Regions from separate parts of the Homo sapiens genome. Here regions 2, 3, 4, 5, 6 and 7 are each linked to region 1. A link is a contact called in ENCODE Hi-C or POLR2A ChIA-PET data. All regions are on one chromosome and are shown on one strand. Each heading gives the region's core, a stretch centred on a gene start or an enhancer-like site at or near the end of the contact. The rest is flanking DNA. Distances are from core to core; before and after follow the strand shown. Region 1 holds the start of MARF1 (meiosis regulator and mRNA stability factor 1). Region 2 holds the start of IQCK (IQ motif containing K). Region 3 holds the start of GDE1 (glycerophosphodiester phosphodiesterase 1). Region 4 holds the start of ZC3H7A (zinc finger CCCH-type containing 7A). Region 5 holds the start of TNFRSF17 (TNF receptor superfamily member 17). Region 6 holds the start of COQ7 (coenzyme Q7, hydroxylase). Region 7 holds the start of SMG1 (SMG1 nonsense mediated mRNA decay associated PI3K related kinase).

Evidence for each region. A loop is a pair of places that touch in the nucleus more often than their neighbours do. ChIA-PET counts read pairs that join two places held with the same protein, here RNA polymerase II (POLR2A). Pooled maps may share reads with other maps.
Region 2: a pooled map shows a loop between it and region 1 (10-fold over the local background). The contact joins the promoter of IQCK here to the promoter of MARF1 in region 1. A Hi-C loop is called at or near these places in 5 of 50 pooled maps. POLR2A ChIA-PET finds 5 or more read pairs at or near these places in 2 of 52 experiments (CD4-positive, alpha-beta T cell and activated CD4-positive, alpha-beta T cell).
Region 3: a map of CD8-positive, alpha-beta T cell shows a loop between it and region 1 (12-fold over the local background). The contact joins the promoter of GDE1 here to the promoter of MARF1 in region 1. A Hi-C loop is called at or near these places in 2 of 168 maps with a recorded cell type or tissue (CD4-positive, alpha-beta T cell and CD8-positive, alpha-beta T cell), 4 of 37 single-sample maps with no recorded cell type and 9 of 50 pooled maps.
Region 4: a map of mammary epithelial cell shows a loop between it and region 1 (13-fold over the local background). The contact joins the promoter of ZC3H7A here to the promoter of MARF1 in region 1. A Hi-C loop is called at or near these places in 1 of 168 maps with a recorded cell type or tissue (mammary epithelial cell) and 8 of 50 pooled maps. POLR2A ChIA-PET finds 5 or more read pairs at or near these places in 1 of 52 experiments (GM12878).
Region 5: a pooled map shows a loop between it and region 1 (7-fold over the local background). The contact joins the promoter of TNFRSF17 here to the promoter of MARF1 in region 1. A Hi-C loop is called at or near these places in 1 of 37 single-sample maps with no recorded cell type and 2 of 50 pooled maps. POLR2A ChIA-PET finds 5 or more read pairs at or near these places in 1 of 52 experiments (B cell).
Region 6: a loop to region 1 is called in a pooled map, with 27 times the contacts of the local background. The contact joins the promoter of COQ7 here to the promoter of MARF1 in region 1. A Hi-C loop is called at or near these places in 11 of 50 pooled maps.
Region 7: a loop to region 1 is called in a pooled map, with 20 times the contacts of the local background. The contact joins the promoter of SMG1 here to the promoter of MARF1 in region 1. A Hi-C loop is called at or near these places in 1 of 168 maps with a recorded cell type or tissue (CD8-positive, alpha-beta T cell), 1 of 37 single-sample maps with no recorded cell type and 10 of 50 pooled maps.

The regions. Positions count from the first base shown.
Region 1 is chr16:15,641,803-15,644,576 of GRCh38, forward strand. It overlaps MARF1 (meiosis regulator and mRNA stability factor 1), which reads right to left and starts at 1,352. Exons shown (of 27, transcript NM_014647.4): 1 at 1,216-1,352. It overlaps MIR484 (microRNA 484), which reads left to right and starts at 1,492; the gene lies at 1,492-1,570. It also overlaps a transcript of NDE1 not described here.
Region 2 is chr16:19,716,852-19,719,625 of GRCh38, forward strand. IQCK (IQ motif containing K) reads left to right here and starts at 1,420. Exons shown (of 9, transcript NM_153208.3): 1 at 1,420-1,636. The coding sequence starts at 1,456. KNOP1 (lysine rich nucleolar protein 1) reads right to left here and starts at 1,376. Exons shown (of 5, transcript NM_001012991.3): 1 at 1,307-1,376. RefSeq lists an enhancer at 1,300-1,629.
Region 3 is chr16:19,520,707-19,523,480 of GRCh38, forward strand. GDE1 (glycerophosphodiester phosphodiesterase 1) reads right to left here and starts at 1,392. Exons shown (of 6, transcript NM_016641.4): 1 at 998-1,392. The coding sequence starts at 1,258. RefSeq lists enhancers at 674-733, 859-1,593, 904-1,073 and a silencer at 1,184-1,353.
Region 4 is chr16:11,795,919-11,798,692 of GRCh38, forward strand. ZC3H7A (zinc finger CCCH-type containing 7A) reads right to left here and starts at 1,340. Exons shown (of 23, transcript NM_014153.4): 1 at 1,206-1,340. RefSeq lists silencers at 572-731, 1,214-1,623 and an enhancer at 1,039-1,576.
Region 5 is chr16:11,963,801-11,966,574 of GRCh38, forward strand. It overlaps TNFRSF17 (TNF receptor superfamily member 17), which reads left to right and starts at 1,410. Exons shown (of 3, transcript NM_001192.3): 1 at 1,410-1,654; 2 at 2,395-2,541. The coding sequence starts at 1,525. It also overlaps a transcript of NPIPB2 not described here. RefSeq lists enhancers at 958-1,077, 1,198-1,637.
Region 6 is chr16:19,066,209-19,068,982 of GRCh38, forward strand. It overlaps COQ7 (coenzyme Q7, hydroxylase), which reads left to right and starts at 1,406. Exons shown (of 6, transcript NM_016138.5): 1 at 1,406-1,529. The coding sequence starts at 1,457. COQ7-DT (COQ7 divergent transcript) reads right to left here and starts at 1,483. Exons shown (of 3, transcript NR_119381.1): 1 at 1,373-1,483. RefSeq lists a silencer at 1,430-1,589 and an enhancer at 1,620-1,769.
Region 7 is chr16:18,925,066-18,927,839 of GRCh38, forward strand. It overlaps SMG1 (SMG1 nonsense mediated mRNA decay associated PI3K related kinase), which reads right to left and starts at 1,343. Exons shown (of 63, transcript NM_015092.5): 1 at 885-1,343. The coding sequence starts at 976. It overlaps SMG1-DT (SMG1 divergent transcript), which reads left to right and starts at 1,122. Exons shown (of 2, transcript XR_001752094.2): 1 at 1,122-1,209. RefSeq lists silencers at 565-1,154, 1,185-1,524 and enhancers at 1,210-1,822, 1,823-2,436.

The DNA of each region.
Region 1 (2,774 bases), core at 102-2,601:
TCAATACAAGCGATTAAAAGTAAAAACTTTCAGGTGCCTGCACCCTGAAAACTTCCCAAATACCATCCACGAAGCAACTTAGGTAGCCAAAAGCAGGTTCTGTTTGACTTGAGCGACAGTCTCCTTTCTGTCACTCTCTTCAAGTCTTTTGACCAATTCAATGAGGAGAGCATAGGCTCTGTCGACTGTCTGCATTTTGGTCTCCAATTTGACTGCGGTGCAGCTTTGGACAACTCACAACCTCTCTGAACCTCAGATCCCATCTCTAAAATGGGTGTGATAATAATAGAAACCACCTTACAAGGCCGTTGTTTGGATTACATGAGGTAATCCACGGGGAACATTTAGCAAATGTTGTTTCCTTAGCACCCAATCTAGTCTTTGACCCCACACCACCCCATCCCATTACCGTTTTCTCCCCCATAGCTCTTCTGTCCAAAACGGCCTTTTTAGCTTATTTTATTATCTTTCTCCCCCATTAGGCTATAAACTCCATGACAGCAGAGACTATGTTTTCTTATCCACTATTCCAACTCCTGTCCTTAGTACAATGCCTGGCATATTTTAATAAATAACTGTTGAACGAATAAAGCTTAATAAATAGGAAAACAGTTTAGGTTTCAATACACCGATATGCAAAAGAGAAGAATATTTACCGCTCAGAGAAGTCCAAAAGACACAAATGCAATTGGACAGCTCTTGGTAATACCGGAAAGGTGCTTGAGAAACTCTAAAAGGTGTATCACGAGGTCGCGTTACAACTACTAGTGAGAGTGGCTGAAGCCCTAGACATTGTCAACCCTGAGACTACACCCTATGTGTTGCTAAAAGGCCGAGGAGAATGCAAAACGGCCGGGGAGGGGGGAGTGTGTTGCAAAAACACCCGCCCCTTTCCTTCTCTCTTAACCTTCCAGCTGTGCACTTCACTCCTGGAGGGCCCCACCAGGGGTCAGACAGGGGCGGGCGGGGAGCCAAATGCCCTCGAAGGGGAACAGCGGCGCCAACAGTGACAGTAGTGAATGGACCCGAAAGGGAGACAAGCCAACTCTTTCGTGGGGGGCCCAACTGGCGCGTCCCAGTTAGCTAACCTCCCCTCTCCACCACCATCCCACCAGCAATAGGCGGGGAAAGAGGGGACACTGTCCTCCGTCCCGCCCCGCTGGCCTCGGAGCAGAGCCTGCCGGGGTCTGGTCGCAGGACTGTCTGCAAACTCACCTCTGCCGCCGGCTCCACCTCCGCTCACATTCCGGCCCCGCCGCCTTCCCCCCGCCCCCCCCAGGCCCTTTGTTTTGATTCCCGACTCCGCAGCTCCCGCCGCCGCCGCCAAGCGCACCCTTCACTTCCGCTTCCGCACCGCACCGCCCCTGTCGCAAAACCGACGCCCTTCTCTCCTCTTCGCCCCGCCCCTTCCTCGCCCCGCCTCCGCCGCCGCGTCCTGTCCGCGCGGGGCATGCTGGGAACCCCGGGGGGGGCGGGGCCTCGCGGCCCTGCAGCCTCGTCAGGCTCAGTCCCCTCCCGATAAACCCCTAAATAGGGACTTTCCCGGGGGGTGACCCTGGCTTTTTTGGCGAAAACCCCCAGTTTAAGGAGGCCTTCCCCCTGGCTTCACGTTGTGGAGTCGAAAGGAACCTTGAAGCGGAGAATGAGCTCGTGACGTGGACCCGAGGAAAAAACCTGCCAACCAGGATTTAATAGAATTCAGCTCTTTCAGGCTTTGGAGGGAAGGCGATTTGAACGGGATTTCAATGAAAAACCCTGTCCCTTCGGCTTTTTTTTTTTCCTCTCTCGGGTCTCGTCACGTGATGGTCCTACTTTATTTTTAAAAATTAAATGGCGCATATTCCCCAGCATCCTAAATCTAGTGCAACCTAGTGGCAAGTGGAGAAAAAAATAACTGCCAACCTGGCTTCCTACGAGGTCCCCCGGAGTTCTCGCAAAGTTGCGACCCAGTTGGCAAAAATACAGTGTGTGCAAAGACTCAACTGGACATTGCCACCAAGAATCAAGAGATTTTTGGGGACTTTAGCAAGAAAACGTTATTTTTAAAAGCCCTGCTCCAAAGCTGGTTACAAATGAATACTGCGTTTCCAGTGACAGGTTGGGCGAGCAGAAAGGAAATCTTACGGTTAGTTTCAAACACTTTGTGTTTTAGGTGGCCAGATATGCTGTGTGGTTTGCTTTAAAAAAAAAAATAGCGCCCCACAATCTTCACGTTTCCCTGGAATAAAAAAAAATTTAAGACTCAGCAAAAGGGTGATTTCTGAAACTACCAGCTGATTACTATTTTCTGTTGCAAATTAGGAAAAAAGCAAAGCACATATTGTGTAAGTTAAATCTAGACACGATTTAGGATGTGCTAGCTGCTAGCTAAATGCTACCTTAGGAGTTTATTTTTAAAGTTTGCCCAGAAACAAGTTGACTTTGCAAAAGAATCAGTAAGTCGAAATTGCCAAACGAGAATATTTTGCCCAAAAAAATCCTTACTGGGAGGTTATTTCAATAGGCAATCCCCATTACGTGGGGATTAACACATCCCTGTAAACATCCCTGTAGACGGGTATTGTGGAGGGCAGGATCAGACATGTAGCTGAAGAATCCTTTGTGCCTGTATTTAATTTTCCAGAAGGCAGATGACAAGCACACATCCTCTCCCTGCGTAGGTATTTATTACTGCTGACTAAATCTTGACTGTGGGCTGGGCGCAGTGGCTCAGGCCTGTATTCCCAATACTTTGAGAGGCTACGGAGGGAGGATCTCTTGAGCCTACAAATTTG
Region 2 (2,774 bases), core at 170-2,669, 4.1 Mb after region 1:
ATTTTTTGTGAGACAAGGTCTGGCTCTGTTGCCCAGGCTGGAGTGCAGTGGCATCATCTCGGCTCACTGCAACCTCCACCTCCCGGGTTCAAGCAATTTTCACGCCTCAGCCTCCCGAGTAGCCGGGATTACAGGCACATACCACCACGCCCGGCTAATTTTTGTATTTTTAGTAGGGACGGGGTTTTACTATGTTGGCCAGGCTGGTCTCCAACTACTGGCCTCAGGTGATCCGCCCGCCTCATCCTCCCAAAGTGCTGGGATTACAGGCATGAGCCACCACGCCCGGCCCTACTGTGCCTAATTTATAAACTTTCTCATAGATAGTATACACAAGAAAAAACAGTTATATTTAGGGTTCGGTACTGTCTGTGGTTTCAGGCATCCACTGGGGGTTTAGGAACGTACTGCCCGCGGATAATGGGGGAGGGGGACTATTGTATTGGCATTTAAATAAGTGGGCAGAGATAAAGGAGCTTGCAAAGAAGAAGGTGCAAACCTTGAAATAGTGTAGTCAGGAGAGCCAAGACGACTTCAGAATAGGGGAGCAGTCAAGAGAGCCAAGACGACTTCAGAATAGGGGAGCAGTCAAGAGAGCCAAGACGACTTCAGAATAGGGGAGTGGCCAAGAGATCTGGTAAGAACAAAGAATCCACCGGGAGGTTGCGGGTCAACTCTTAATCCCCTTCTCTCCCCATCTCTTGCCATTTAGAAAAGTATAGCATCCTCCTCTTTAGCCCTGCGACCAAATGCATTCACTCTTTCAAGGAGAAAGGAAAAGAACGTTACAGTGCATCTCCTGCAAACGCAAACGCTTTCTCCAAAACCGCTTTTAAATTCCAGGGACAGCCTTGTGAAGATCTTTGTGAATACCCGACCTCGCAAGCTCCAGAGACTACAATAATTCACTTGCCCTAGGTTCCAAAGCCAGCAAGTGGAAAACGGAGACTGGAATTCCGCCCACAGGACTCCAAAGCCTGTGCAGCAACACCCCACTCCCCCGGCAGGATCACCAGCAGGACGCGCGGGAGCCAGGAAGTAAGATCCGTACCTCCAAGGCTCCCATGGGCCCAAGCCTCCGCATCAACAGACTGGGAGGGATTACGTGGGGTCCCAGGGCCGGCTCTGAGGCGGGAAAACTTTCTGGAGGCGGCGGCCTCAGGCCGGAGCGGGCGCACACCGACTGGAGGGGTCGGATTCAGGGATGTGGGTGGACCGCATTTCCCCATCTTCCCCGCCGCGCACTTCCTCTGGTGCAATCTCCACACCCCGCGCCGGCCCGCCTGCAACGCGCCCTGGCACTCACCGGTGGGCGAAATTTCCCCGCCTCCACGTGAGAGCCAGCTCCGCCGTGACCCGGAAGTCCACTTCGAGTCGCCGGCCCACCCTCTCGGGTTCCGGCTTCTTCCGGGTCGCGGCCTTCCGGCGAACGCGGTTACCGTGGAAACCGCGGCCATGGCGGCACCGCGGCAAATCCCCAGCCACATAGTGCGCCTCAAGCCCAGCTGCTCTACAGACTCGTCGTTCACCCGGACGCCGGTGCCCACCGTGTCTCTCGCGTCCCGCGAGCTGCCTGTCTCGTCGTGGCAGGTCACCGAGCCGTCAAGCAAGAATCTGTGGGAGCAGATCTGCAAGGGTAGGAAACCTGGGCTGGCCGAGAGGGGCGGGACCCGGGCGGCCGGACGGGGGCCGCGTTTGGGGAGCGCCCACTGTGCGCCTGTCGGCTGACGGGCGGGGCCGCCGGGCAGCGGCTCCGCGGGCCCGGGCTCCGCATTTTACGCATGGGGAAACTGAGGCTCGGAGAGGCTGGCCCGAGGTTACGCAGCGCGGACTCCAATCGCGATCCGTAGTGAGGTTAAAGGCAAGGGAACGGCGAGGGAAAGCTGAATAAAGAGAACCATGCGGTGTGGACCATTGGTTCTTAAACCTCGGTTAGTGAACCGAAAGGAATTGCTGGGGCGGGGGCCGGGGTGGGGATCTTGTTATAAACGGAGGTTCCCAGGCCCCGCCCACAGAGCTTCAAATTGGGATGCAGGGAATCTGCACTTTTTAAAAGAGCACCCCAGGTAATCCTAACGTAGGTAGTCGGTGGCCCACACGTTCAGTAACCATGGTGTGGACAAACGGGTTTTAGTCCCTTCTTGCTTCAAACCTTCCTTAACCTCCCCAGGCGGAGTTGAGCACATCTTCCTTTGTGGCTCTACTCAGTATTTGTTACTTAGGTTGGGCAAATTATTTAACTTATGACCCTGTCTGCAAAGTGGGCATAATAATGGCACCTATTTCGATGGTGTTAAGAAGATGGAACCAGATAGTCACAAAAAGTGCTTAGCAAACTGCCTGATTTTAGGAGGGCAAAAGGATTATTGGGGAAAAAAAAACACAAACTGCTCGATTTACAGAAGGAGCTACGTAAGCGCTAGTTCTTAATGAATAATGTTGGGTGGGATGTTTTCTTTTTCCTCCACTAGACCATAAGCTCCTCAAGGTCAAGGACTCAGATTTTTCATTCGTGTGGCCACCATCACTACCTAAGCTGCCTGAAACAGCGCGGTGAAACCCCGTCTCTACTGAAAATACAAAAAAAAAATTATCTGGGCGTGGTGGTGTGCGCCTATAATCTCAGCTACTTGGGAGGCTGAGGAAAGGGAATTGCTTGAACCAGGGAGGTGGCGTTGCAGTGAGCCGAGTTTGCGCCACTGCACTCCAGCCTGGGTGACAGAGCGAGACTCCATCCCCAAAAAAAAAAAAGTGTGGTTAGTTAGCATTTGAAA
Region 3 (2,774 bases), core at 142-2,641, 3.9 Mb after region 1:
AGAGTGAGACTCTGTAAAGTAAAAAAAAAAAAAAGAAGAAGAAGGAAGGAAGAAGAGAGAGAAAAATAAAAAAGAAGAGAATCAGATATATTTACACAGATGCAAAAGTGCCTAATCCACTGAAAAGCCCTCTCTGTAAGCTGTCATTATTATGAAGCTAGGAGAATGCCAAGAGCTGGGAGGTATCAAAAGTTTCAGGAGTGCCTTGTGAAAAGGAGGGGGCAGAAACTGATGTGAGTCCAGCTGCCAGGGTTGTGCGAGTGCGAATGTGTGTGTCTGGGGAAAAGGTGATAAGGAAATGACTCAAGTGATTTACAAGACAAGCAAACGTATGTCTTGTGAAGGGTGATCTATTTAGACTAACCTCAATTACTGACCAAGAACCTATTTGACCTGACCCATTTTCTACTTCATTCACACACCAGTCTTTGTTCTCTTCCTTGAAGTCAGGCCACACACTGCCTCTTCTGTTACCTGAACACCCCTATATTATTCCCATCTCAGGACCTTCTGCACCTGCCTGGCTCCTTATAATTCCGGTTTCTGTTCAAATGTTGCTTCTTCGGAGACGATTTCTCTTGACTATTCCATCTAAATAAAATAGCGTAACTCTTTCCTTCGAGTTCCCCCGATTTCTTCATTGCACCTTTCACTCTCTTAAAGTTATCTCATTTATGTGTTTACTTGTTTAAGGCTTGCCTCCCCCATTCCGATGTACACTCTGTAAACCAGGGACACTTTTGACCTTGTTCCTGGCTGTATGTAACCTTAGCGTCAGGCGCACAGAAACTATATACATATCTGCTGTCTTCTGTAAATATAAAACCTCAAGTCCGGAGATCCCTAGACACTGGGAGCGATCAAGGGCCGGGAGTGTGCCTTGTGGACGAATGAGGAAGTGGGAAGGCCGTCCTGAGAAGATCGGGGAACCCTGGGAAGGAAAAGTAGAAGTCCGAGCTCTCGGGAGGACCGAGGGGCGCGAACGTGGGGGTCTCACCTGCCGAATGGCCGCCAGCGTGTTCTCGGGCGCGTCGTGGCTGCCGCCACGGTGGGCGATGGCAGAAATGCGGTCCCGGGGCTTGAGCACCTGCAGGGCCCTGCAAGAGGGCACCGGCTCAAAGCTGAAGACGCGCAGTAGAACGAAGAGGCTGCCGGTGAGGAGGCAGGCATTGACCGGGCTCCGCGTCACCAGCAGCAGCACTAGCAGCAGGAAGGAGAAAGGGCCCAGGAGGCCGCCCTGGTCCTCCCACAGCCACATGCCGGCGCCCGCACCGGCACGGACGGGAGTCCCGGACCCGCCGGGCTCCTGGGGCAGTAGAACGAGAAGCGAGGGGGAGGGTCCAAGGCACCGGCAGCAGCAGGAACCCTCTGAGGGGACCAGCGCCGCACAATGGCGGCAGCAGACACATCCAGAGAGGGAGTCGGCCGCCCAGCCAATCAGGGATCGGGATTCGCAGCGCCAGTGGGCGGAGCCGCTCCATGGCAACGGGGGAGGGCCCAGGCCCCAGGCCCCAGGCTCACGTTCCAAATCTAAGGTGGGTTAGGGTTTTCCGAGGTCTGAACTTCAACCTGGGCGTTCAGACTCCTAGGCGAGAAAAGGAGGGATAAGAACCATCCTAAAGCTGTAGGACTGGAAGGGATTTTAGTGACTCCTTTATCTGCCCTTGAGGAAACTGAATTCCAGGGAACCTGGAGAGGCAGGATGCTTAGACTATCAATTCAATTCAATTCAATTCAGTTCAGTTCAGTTCAATTCAAGATGTGCCAAATACCGGTCCAGGTGCTCCGGACACAGTTGAACAGGACCTACAGGGTTTTTGCTCTTATGGGATTCACATTCTTGTGGGAGGAAATAAAAGTTAGCAAGTACACCTAACGTTTACAGAGCACTTACCATGTCCCAGGTACTTGACGAGCAAACACTTTATATGCTTATCTCATTCTCAATACAGCCTAACAGTTACTATCAGGAGACTGATTTCAATCGACTTTATTTTCCAGATTCTGGGGGACTGGAAGAGCCTAGCAAAGAAGGCACAATCGGATTATAAAACTGGAAGGGGTTTTAAGGATTCCCTTATTTCATAGATGCGGAAACTGAGGATAGGTGAATTAAGCAGTTAATGGCAGGGTGGGGACTGACATAAAGGCCTCCCCAGTGATTTGTGACATTTTCACTCCTCCTCCCCCTAATCTTACTTCTGCTAAGGGCTTTTGTACCAGGCACTGTACAGGAGTTACCTCAACTGTGCCTCACAACCACCCTTGTGATAGGCACTTTTAAAACCCCCATTTTACATATGCAAAAACAGGCACTGGAAGGAGGGTAAGAGAGATAGACCATGAAGCCGAGTTAGGGAGTGAAAAGGGGCCCCTGGACATATTTTGGAGGGCTGGTAACATTTTTATGTAGAGAACTTTGCAAAAATATTCAGGGATTTTTCTGTTACCTTTTTTTCCTTTAGTGCATTTTCCCACTGATTTGCAAAAGGGGATAGATGTCTTAAGCCTTCCAGTTGGCATCTAGGATTCAGCCTTTTTTTTTTTTTCTTTCAGACAGTCTCACTCTATCGCCCAGGTTGGAATGCAGTGGTGCAATCATGGCTCACTGCAACGTCGACCTCCTGGGCTCAAGCGATCTTCCGACCTCAGCCTCCCGAGTAGCTGGGATCACAGGCTCGCGCCACCCCACCCGGCTAACGTTTAAAATTTTTGTAGAGATGCCGTCTCCCTTTGTTGCCCAGGCTGATCTCGAACTCCTGGGCTCAAGCGAT
Region 4 (2,774 bases), core at 90-2,589, 3.8 Mb before region 1:
CAGCCTTCCGAGTAGCAGATTCTCCCACCTCAGCTTCCCGAGTAGCTGACTACCGGCGTGCGCCACCACGCCCAGTTAATTTTTTGTATTTTTTGTAGAGACAGGGGTCTCACTATGTTGCTGAGGCTGGTCTTGAACTCCTGCACTCAAACGATCCTCCTGCCTCAGCCTCCCAAAGTTTTGGGATGACAGGCATGAGCCACTGCATCCTGCCAAGATTAATTTTAATGATCTATTTTCGTTAATCCAATTTGTCCCAAACATGACCATCTCAACATGCATTTAAGTATAAAAGATTACCAATGACATCTTTTACTTTCTTTCTCATCCGAAGTTTTTAAAATCAGATGTACGTTTCACAGCTGGGACCGCAACTGAAACTGGCCCCATTTCGTGGGCTCCATCGTCCCAAACGGCGGGGGGTCAGTGGCCACCGTACTGGGCATGGCAAGGTCCTTCGTGGTTCAATACCGAACACGGGCAACTCCTTTTCATCCCTAGACAGGTGGGGACAGGAAAATACCCAACTCCTGGCAAATCCACCCAGTCCCGACTCAGGCTCGACCTCGGAGGCCCCGGCCGGGCCTCAGGCGGCCCCACCCCTTTGCTGCCCAGGCCTGACCGGAAGCCCCGCTAATGGGAACTGACAGGTCCCGGTCCCGGTCCTCCCGGGCGGCGCCCCCGCCTCCGCGGACCCCAAGGCCTCTCCCCGCCCGGCCCAGGGCTGCACCCCGCGCGAAAAAATAAAAAAATCAGAAAGGGGGGTAAAAAAGACGGATGAGCCCCAAATTAATGCGCCAAGCTCTCCGCCGGCATCCTTCCCGCCCCCAAGCCCAAGACGCTGAATCGGGATCCCCGCGATCACCAGAGCAGACAGAAATAACCAAAAAAAAAATTTTTTTTTAGTGAAATCACCAAAAAGGAGACATTTTGCCGAGGGAATGGCAGGCAGAAGTGGGTCACGTTATTCTCGGTGGGGGAAGGGGACGGCGCGCCCACCCGTCCCTCCGCGCGCACAGGCCCCGGCCCGGCTCCTCTCAGGGTCCTCTCGGGTCCGCGGGCCCCGGACCCCGCCGCCCCTCCCCCGCCCCGCCCGCCGTCCGTTAACGGCCGCGCGCGAGCACGAGGCGGCGGCGCGCGCGGGGGGGGCGGGGGCGCGGGCGCGCGCGTTTCCTTCATGCCCGGCGGCGTCCCCCTACCCCTACCTGTGGGGACGACGCGCCGGCCGGCGGCAGAAGGCAGGCGGAGGCGGGCGGCGGCAGGCGGGCAGCGGTGGCGGCGGCGGCGGCGGGGCCTGGGTGCTCGCTCGCAGCTCTCCCTCGGTTAGCGGCGGCGGCAGCGGCTCGGTTGCGCCCGCGGCGGCGCCCTCTAGCGGCGGGAGGCCGCGCTTGCCGCCCGGGAGACGCCGCCATTGGCTGCGCCGGAGCTACGGGCTGGGGGCGGTGGCGCCACGTCTGACTGGGGGCAGGGACCTGGGCGCGCCGTTCAATCCGGAGCCCCGGCGTCGACGCGCGGCCCACTGGGTGAGCCAATGGGAAGGCCACGTTGCGCACTGGACGCGCTCGGACTCAAGACTGATTAACCAGCACCGGGGTTTTCTGGGGCCTCGCCTGGGCCGCGGCCTGAGCAGAAGCGCTAGGAGGTAGAACAGCGTCCAGCGGGGAGAGGAGCTAGAGTCGGCATCGGGAAGCCCACCCTGGAGCCTGCTTAGCTTGACGAGCCCTCAACCGGGGCGCCCTGCTCTGCGAAGAGTAACCCTGCATCCTCAGAACAACCGTGATTGTCTTCATTCCTACATATGAGGAACGGAGGCGCGGAGCCCCACGGCAGCCGGGGATCCAAAGACAGCCTCCCTCCAGTTCCATCTGCCGGCTCTTGGAAGGCCTGGATCCCTGTCCTTCAGGGCCCAGCCCAAATGCCGCCTCGTCCATCTGCATTTTACGGCCAGGTGCCCCGCTGCGGGCACGGCTTCTTGTAAAATGCTCAGCTCAGCAGTGGGCGAGGCAGGGTCCCTGCCCCATGGGATGGAGGGCGGAGATCAGGACCCACAAGAGCCCAAAGAAGACCATTTTGGTCGGTGAAGACCAAAGAAATTCAAGCAGGAGGATGTGACAGGAGCTTTTGGGAAAGCCTCTGAGGAGGTGACAGCCATGCAACCGTGTTCGGGGAAGTGTGCCGCAGGCAGAGGGGAAATGAGTGCAAAAGCCCTGAAGCTGGAGTTCGGTGTCTGGATAACAGGAAAGGCCTGCATAGCTGATGTGTGCCAGAGGGGAGAAAGATCTGTGACACAGGGGGGCCGCCATGTTTAATTTGGAGTTTTGTGTGGAAGGGGGTCATTCATTGAGTCTGAATTGGGAGTTCCGAGGTCTCATTTATATTTTAGAAAGTTCTCTCCTGCTACTATGCAGAGATTGGGCTGTAGGAGAGACAAGAGGGGAAGTGGGGACTCTAGCTACAGTAGCTCTTCCAGGGGTCTGGGTGACGTAGATTTACAAACCAGAGTATTAGCTCAGGCTGCCATGACAAAATACCCCAGACCAGGCAGCTTAGACAACAGGAATTTATTTTCTCACAGTTTTAGAGGCTGCAAATCTAAGGTCTGGGTGCCGGCAGGGCTGGTTTCTGGTGAGGCCTCTCTCCCTGGCTTGCAAACAGCTGCCTTCTCACTGTGTCCTCCTATGACCTTTTCTCTGTGAGCAGGAATCCCTGGTGTGTCTTCCTTTTTCTTACAAGAACAACAATTTTACTAGATTAGGGCCCCACCCTATGACTTC
Region 5 (2,774 bases), core at 160-2,659, 3.7 Mb before region 1:
CGAGGTGGGTGGATCACTTGACCCCAAGTGTTTGAGAGCAACCTGGGCAACACGGCAAAAACCCATCTCTACAAAAAATACAAAACTTACCAGGCGTGCTGGCGCATGTCTGTAGTCCCAGCTACTTGGAAGGCTGAGGTGGGCAGATCACCTGAACCCAGGAGGTGGAGGCTGCAGTGAGCTGTGATTGTGTCACTGCACTCAGCCTGGGAGACAGAGTGAGACTCTGTCAAAAAAAAAAAAAAAGGCAAATTCAAGTGATCCATTTATGTAAACAGAAAAATGCACTATATAAATGTATCTATCTAGAATTCAGGGATCGGTGAAACAAAAGACATCGCATCGGCAGGTCTGTTTGCAACTTCTGGGATACACCAGGTGTTAGCGGTGATGACTTCTGGATGCTTGGACTGTGGATTTTTAAAATGGTTTTATCTGCTCATCTGTATTTCTAAATTTTCAACAATGGAACATAGATTATTGTATTATTATTATAATACCCCAAACCTATCTTCCTCTCAGCCCTCTTTCCACGAGCTCTTACCCTAAATGTCTCTTTTTCTGTCAGTGGCATTGTGCGTCTTCCTTAGTGCATCACCTCTGATCTTCCTGTAGAATTTTTTTTTTTTTTGAGATAGAGTCTTGCTTTGTCACCCAGGCTGGAGCGCAGTGGCCTGATCTTGGCTTACTGCAAACTCCGCCTCCTGGGTTCAAGCACGTCTCCCTGCCTCAGCCTCCTGAGTAGCTGGGATCATAGGTGCCTGCCACCATGCCTGACTAATTTTTGTATTTTTAGTAGAGACGGGGTTTCACCATGTTGGCCAGGCTGTTCTGGAACTCCTGACCTCAAGTGATCCACCTGCCTCGGCCTCCCAAAGTGCTGGGATTACAGGAGAGCGCCACGGCGCCCAGCTTACACCAGACTACTTTTTAAAATGTTTTTGTAAAGTCAGGGTTTCGCCATGTTGCCCAGGCTGATTTTGAACTCCTGGGCTCAAGCAATCCTTTTGCCTTTTGACTCCCAAAGTCCTGGGATTACAGGTGTGAACCCCTGCAGCTGGCCTCAATGTTAAGATCTTAAGGGGCACAGCACAGACCTTGTCTTGTCTATCTCCCTGGCACCTCTCACAGAGTACAGCTTATTAACAGATGTTCCAGAAACTGTTACTGAACATTCGGCTTGATGCTGTGGGCTTGTCTGCATCTTGCAACTGTCACCTGGCTGAGAAATTTCTTCTATAAATAAGCAGTTTCTGTTTCAGATGTGATATGCCCTGATATTTACACCCTGTCTCTTACCCCATCCAAGACTCAAACTTAGAAACTTGAATTAGATGTGGTATTCAAATCCTTAGCTGCCGCGAAGACACAGACAGCCCCCGTAAGAACCCACGAAGCAGGCGAAGTTCATTGTTCTCAACATTCTAGCTGCTCTTGCTGCATTTGCTCTGGAATTCTTGTAGAGATATTACTTGTCCTTCCAGGCTGTTCTTTCTGTAGCTCCCTTGTTTTCTTTTTGTGATCATGTTGCAGATGGCTGGGCAGTGCTCCCAAAATGAATATTTTGACAGTTTGTTGCATGCTTGCATACCTTGTCAACTTCGATGTTCTTCTAATACTCCTCCTCTAACATGTCAGCGTTATTGTAATGCAAGTAAGTAATATTGCTTGAACGATTATTCATTGGTGTGAACTATTCTGTCTATATGGACTGCTTATTCAGAGAATCAACATAATGGGCATGATGGTGAGTTTTCTTGAATCAAAAAGAGAAAGGAAGCAAGGCAGTGATTTTAATGTTTATGGAAACAAAGTAATTATTTGGAACTGAACTTGATATGATTCAGCACTATTAGCAACATAGATTTTTTTTAAAAATCAGCTCTTCTAATTAAGTGATATTTAGAATTTAAAAGTCAATGTTCATTAATTAAGGTGATTGAATGGAAATAATCCATACTTGATTATTTTGCTATCAAAACAATCCATAATTCATTATTTTAGCAAAATAATCAAGTATGACAGCCGGGTGCGGTGGATGGCTCACACCTGTAATCCCAGCACTTTGGGAGGCCGAGGTGGGTGAATCACCTGAGGTCGGCAGTTTGAGGCCAGCCTGGCCAACCTGGTGAAACCCTGTCTCTACTAAAAATACAAAAAATTAGCTGGGCATGGTGGCACAGGTCTGTAATCCCAGCTACTCGGGAGGCTGAGGCAGGAGAATTGTTTGAACTTGGGAGGTGGAGGTTGCAGTGAGCCGAGATCGCGCCACTGCACTCTAGCCTGGGCAACAGAGCAAGACTTTGTCTCAAAATAAATAAATAAATAATAACAATAAAGTATGTGAATATTATGTTATCAGCTCATTATCTGTCTGATGTTCTTTTCATAAAGGTGTGACCAATTCAGTGAAAGGAACGAATGCGATTCTCTGGACCTGTTTGGGACTGAGCTTAATAATTTCTTTGGCAGTTTTCGTGCTAATGTTTTTGCTAAGGAAGATAAACTCTGAACCATTAAAGGACGAGTTTAAAAACACAGGTTGGTTTGATGGTGAATCTTTGAAATCTATTTCCAGGGGATGGCTATTGTGAGTTTCAGTTCCTTTTCTTTTTTTAGCGTTGACTATTTCACTTCGTTACAGCCCTTTCGAATGTGTTAGAACATTGTTACATTAAATGAACTTGGTAGAGGTGAGCCATCTTCATTCTGATTTTGACACCTTGGCAGATTTTCTACAATGTCAGTCTTCTCCAGGATTCTTCCACTGTTAA
Region 6 (2,774 bases), core at 156-2,655, 3.4 Mb after region 1:
CAGGAGAATCGCTTGAACCCGGGAGGCAGAGGTTCCAGTGAGCCAAGGTCTCCCCACTGCAATCCAGCCTGTGCGACAGAGTGAAACTCCATTTAAAAAGAACAAAAACAAAAAACAAAACAAAAAGGAAACAGAGACCTAGAAGTGGTATTACAGCAAAGGTTTTGAACATTTTAAGGCTTTTGAGCGCCAGATTCAGACACTCAGTAGTTTTACATGAGAGTGCTACAACATCCTCACTAAGTAGTATTTGGGTTCATCATAATTTTAAATTATTTTGGTGTGTCAATTTGAACACTAGAGTGATATAAAAACTAAAAACTTGAATTCAATAATTTTACAATTGTATTCCATCTTAAAATATTTTATGGTAAACTTGGATAAAGTATATAAATAATCCAAGGGTGTAAAGTAGAAAGTGAAAGCTCCCTTCTCCCAGTTCCAGCCCCCTGATGTTGCCAATATTAAACGTTGTATATCCTTGCAGACACGCATCTTTGATTTTTGCCCTCATGTACATTACTCATTTAAAAATTATTTCGTTGAGTAGATTCCTAAAAGTAAGACTGCTGTATTATATGATCTTTTTAAAGTATGTTGCTAAATTTCCCCTCCCTTCTCAAAAAATTCCAATTTGCACAAATATACATGCATACATGCACACAGTACATTAAGGTGGATACCAAGGATAAAACATGTTCTCTGTTTCTGAAAATAGAGAAAAGACCGGGAAGAAGTTTAAAGTTGGCTTTCAGCCCACCAATAGAGATAACACTATATAACACCATTAACCATGTGGTGCATGTAATTTAGATATACATATAATTTTATTTATTTATTTATTTTTCAGACAGGGCCCAGGCTAGAGTGCAGTGGCAGAATCACGGCTGACTGCAGCCTCGAGCTACCGGGCTCAAGCTATCCCCCCACCTCAGCCTCCCGAGTAGCTGGGACTACAGGTGTGCTCCACCAGACCCGGCTAATTTTTAAAATTATTTGTAGAGGCGGGGTCTCGCTATGTTGCCCAGGCTTACTATTTTAAAGTAGATGTAGGATACAAATAAAAAAAAAAATCTCCTTCCACGTAGGTAAAGCAGGAAATACCGTGCCTTGTTAATAAGTAATTCCCTCATGATCCTTTTCCCCAGGAACTTGGGTGAGAAATCATAACCTTGTCCTGATCTTTCTAAACAGCAATTTAGCATTTTCATCTCCCTGGCAACCCAAGGCGCCTTGGCCTTGGTCTTCCGAGTGATTGACAGTGACCCCACCCAATAAAATCTTTTTATTTGTCGTATCTAACCAATCTAACCCCTAGCGCAGAGCTAGGGGGCGTTCCCACCGGTGCGCGGGCGAGCTGAGCCTTCCTTACGTCTGCTGTGCGTCATCAGTCCGAGCCAAGGGCACTATTGGCCAGTTCCGTTCAACGAAGTGGTTGCTTTTTTTAGTTCCGGCAATGAGTTGCGCCGGGGCGGCGGCGGCTCCCCGCCTTTGGCGGCTGCGCCCGGGGGCCCGGCGGTCCCTCTCAGGTAAAAGGAGGCGCGCAGTCACAGTCCTGCGCCGGTCTAGCGAGCTAGGGAATTTTCGCTTGAGGTTTGGGTCGAAGAGGTCACGGGGGAGAGGTTCGTAACGTCACAGGCCTGCGACGGAGCGCGACTGCGTGACTTCGGCCTCCGGGGCGCTGGCGGGCGGGGCGGGGTCTGTAGTTAGCGGCGAGAGTGACAGGAGGACAGGGGTTGTTTCGGCAGTGACGCCTGGGGAGTGACGCAATTGCACCCCTGTGCAGTGATGTCACGGCAGGTGCGGCCAGCGTTCCGAGTCGAGGACAGTTGGCGACACTGAAAATTCAGCGTCTCCGGGAGTCTCTCTCTTTGTAGTCTTTGCCCAGGGCCTTGCCAGGCAAAGGGTAGCCCGACGACCAGCAGCCTCCGCTACTTCTGGGCGCTCGCTAGAAATACAGATTCTCGGGCCCCACCCCGACCTACTTGGTCGGTATCTGTGATCTGTGAACAGGACCTTTAGGTGATTTGCATGCACTGTAAACTGTGAAAGCCATCAGTGTAGTGGAAGGAGCATCGAATTTAGAGTAGAGAGACATGGTTTTGGACCCTGGTTCCTGCTTTCCTTGTTTCATCTGTGCTGCCTTAGAAAATTGTCATGAGCCCGGGCGCGGTGGCTCCGGCCTATAATCTCAGCACTTTGGGAGGCCGAGGCTGGAGGATCCCCTGAGGTCAGGAGTTTGAGACCAGCCTGGCCAACATGGTGAAACCCCGCCTCTACTAAAAATACAAAAATTTGCCAGGCGTGATGGCAGGTGCCTGTAATCCCAGCTACTCAGGAGGCTGAGACAGGAGAATCGCTTGAACCCGGGAGGCAGAGATTGCTTTGAGGCGAGATTGCACCACTGCACTGCAACCTGGGCGTCAGAGCGAGACTTTGTCTCCCCCGCGCAAAAAAAAAAAAAAAAAAGAAATTTCATGAAGTCGTTTTCTCAACGTTAAATTACCGTGTACCACTTTCGGGATTTTTGCCTAATGGCAGTACTGCTTGAACTTTTGATTACTAGATGTGTTTTTTTGTATAGCTATGTCCCATTTAAAAATTAAATTAATTTCCTTGAAACAAAATCCTTATGGTGAATGGGAAGCCAGTGCCACTTGCCACAAATGGGTGAGTAATCATTAAAAAAAAACAAACAAATTAAAAAGTTATGAAATTGTATTAAATACTGTCTTTCTGTTACAAAGGGGAAATTAGCAAGTGTTGGGAAAGTG
Region 7 (2,774 bases), core at 93-2,592, 3.3 Mb after region 1:
TCCAAACAGACTCTGAATACAAGCATTTATTAAGAGAGATTAGAATAAATCAGTCCTAAATTAGGCACAGCTGCCCTCCCATTGATCAAAAAGACAGGAAACTACATTTATTTAAAAAGTTAATGTTCCTAATATATTCAAATCTCACTAAGCCCCAAAACGGTCTGAGATCAAATCCTCCATAAATGAGGAAATTCTCTAGACTTCTAAGTGGGTGCCCAAAGAGTTCACTCAAGTGTCCAGGTATGAATTACGATTCACCAGAGTAACCGGCCTTGCACTTAGGGAAAACTTCCATCGCCCAAGACCAGCGTGGGTCGATCCCATCAACAGTCACACAATCTCATCTCATGCTCCACTAATGAATGTTCTGCCTAGAGTCAGAGCAATGCCTTAGCTGGAGTTTTGTTTTGTTTTTTTCAATATTAACACGTGGGGGTCACAGAAAGGAACAGAGGTTAGAAGAGCTCTCACGTGGCGGCTGAAAGAGTGGGGAACCGAGAAAGTGAATGAGTAACAGGGAGGGTCCTGGACTCTCAGCATCTCCCAACTCGGGGTCAGGGGGAGGCTGTAACTGGAATGCCCCCCACCCCCACCCCCGCCTCTTTCTCACCTCCTGGTCCCGACCCCAGGCCAGTGCCACCGCCGGGAGCCCCGGGTCTCGGCTCCAGCCCCGGGCTGAACAAGCAGGGAGGGGAGGCACTTAGGCCTCGCCTCCCCGCGGCCTTCCTCCCCCAGCCGGGGCGGAGGAGACCCAGGAAGCCGCGCCCGGCTCCGAGGGGTGGAGGGCCTAGGCCGCGCCTCCCAGCCCCGCGGCCCTAGGCCTCGGCCCGCCCGAGGCGGAGCCCGGGAGGTCGGGGCGGGGTCCCGGGCCGGTCACCCACCTGGGTTGCCAGTCATTCCAGCTCCGCGGATACTTGGTGCCGCCGCCGCCGCCGCCGCTGCTCAGCCGAGACCCCGGGGCTCTGCGGCTCATTACCTTCCCCGACACGACATGGCCAAGCGCCGCCGCCCAAAGAAGCGCGAGTCGCCGCCCGAACCGGCCGCCGCCGACACCCCGCTCCGGCCCGGGGCTGAGGAGGAAGCCGAGAAGGAGGAGGAGGAGGAGGAGGAGGAGAAGGAGGAGGCGGCGGAGGGCGGGGGAAGAGGACGGCCGTTCCGGGTTCCGCCTGAGCCCGCAGCGCAGGACGAGGAGGCGGGAGCGGCGCGGTGAGAGAGAGGCGGATGAAGGGGAGGCGACGTCTTTTCCAGGGCCGTGCGCGGCCCACGTCGCCGGGGCCCCGGAGGACGAGGACGACGAGGAGCAGGCGGTGGCGGCAGCTCCTCACGCTCACACGGCCACTGCTTCCCCGCCTCCCGGCTCCGCCCGCCGCGCCGCCGCTGTCGCACGGCATGCTGGGAGCGAGGGGCGGGGTTGGCGCCCGCCGGGCCTGGGGAGAGAGGCGGGTCCTGTCGGCGGGGCGGAGCCGAGAGAGGCGGGGTCGATAGCAGGCCGCCCCGCCCCCCACGTCCCCAGGCCCTTGGGCGGCGAAGAGGTCTGGGCGTAGCGGTGACGAATCCTAAGACAGGGGATCTCCACTACTGCGGCCACACACTTTTCTCCCAAACGCTTCCCGGAAAGCACCGGAGGGCCGGGCAGTCAGGTGTAAACAGGCGTCCAATCAAGGACCTGCGGTGTGGGTGGGGGCTGGTGCCCTGCGGTGCGCGCGCACACAGGCGTGCCCTTGGATTCACGTGCGCCAGTTTTCCCACTTTCTACGGGGTGGGGTGGAAAGTGAAAATAGTAAGATCGAGAGGTGGATATCCACCTTCCCAACCTCCACCTGAAATGTGCCCATCGAGTCCTGGCACCTTTTACCATTTCTTCACAATGAAAAAAACTAAACGATGGAAGGGAAGGGAGTACCCACGATCACCAAACCCTGTCCTCTGCAATGTGAAATGTGCTTTGAAGTCCTTTCACCCTGAGGCTTGCCCGCCTTCTGCTGGTGAAAGAAGCTGGGGGCTAGGCGCGGTGGATCACGCCTGTAATCCCAGCACTTTCGGAGGCCGAGGTGGGCGGATCGTCTGAGGTGAGGAGTTCCCGACCAGCCTAGCCAACATGGAGAAACCCCGCCTCTACTAAAAATACAAAAATTAGCCGGGCATGGTGGAGGGCGCCTGTAATCCCAGCTACTTGGGAGGCTGAGGCAGGGGAATCGCTTGAACCCAGCAGGCCGAGGTTGCAGTGAGCCGAGATCAGACCATTGCAGTCCAGCCTGGACAACAAGAGTGAAACTCTGTCTCAAAAAAATAAAAGAGAGAGAGAAAGGAGGGAGGGAAGAAAAAGGAAGGAAGGAAGGGAGGAAGGAAGGAAAGGAAAGGAAAGGAAAGGAAAAAAGAAAAGAAAGAGAGAAGGCCGGGCGTGGTGGATCACGTCTGTAATCCCAGCACTTTGGGAGGCCGAGGCGGGCGGATCACGAGGTCAGGAGATCGAGACCATCCTGGCTAACACGGTGAAACCCCGTCTCTACTAAAAATACAAAAAATTAGCCGGGCGTGGTGGCGGGTGCCTGTAGTCCCAGCTACTCCTGAGGCTGAGGCAGGAGAATGGCGTGAACCCGGGAAGCGGAGCTCACAGTGAGCAGAGATGGCTCCACTGCACTCCAGCGTGGGCGACAGAGCAAGACTCTGTCTCAAAAAGAAAAAAAAAACAAAGCAGCAGCTGGGTAGAGGAGACGTACCCGACCGTCTACCCCATGACGTGTCCCATGCCCCAGGGAAAAAAGTTCCCT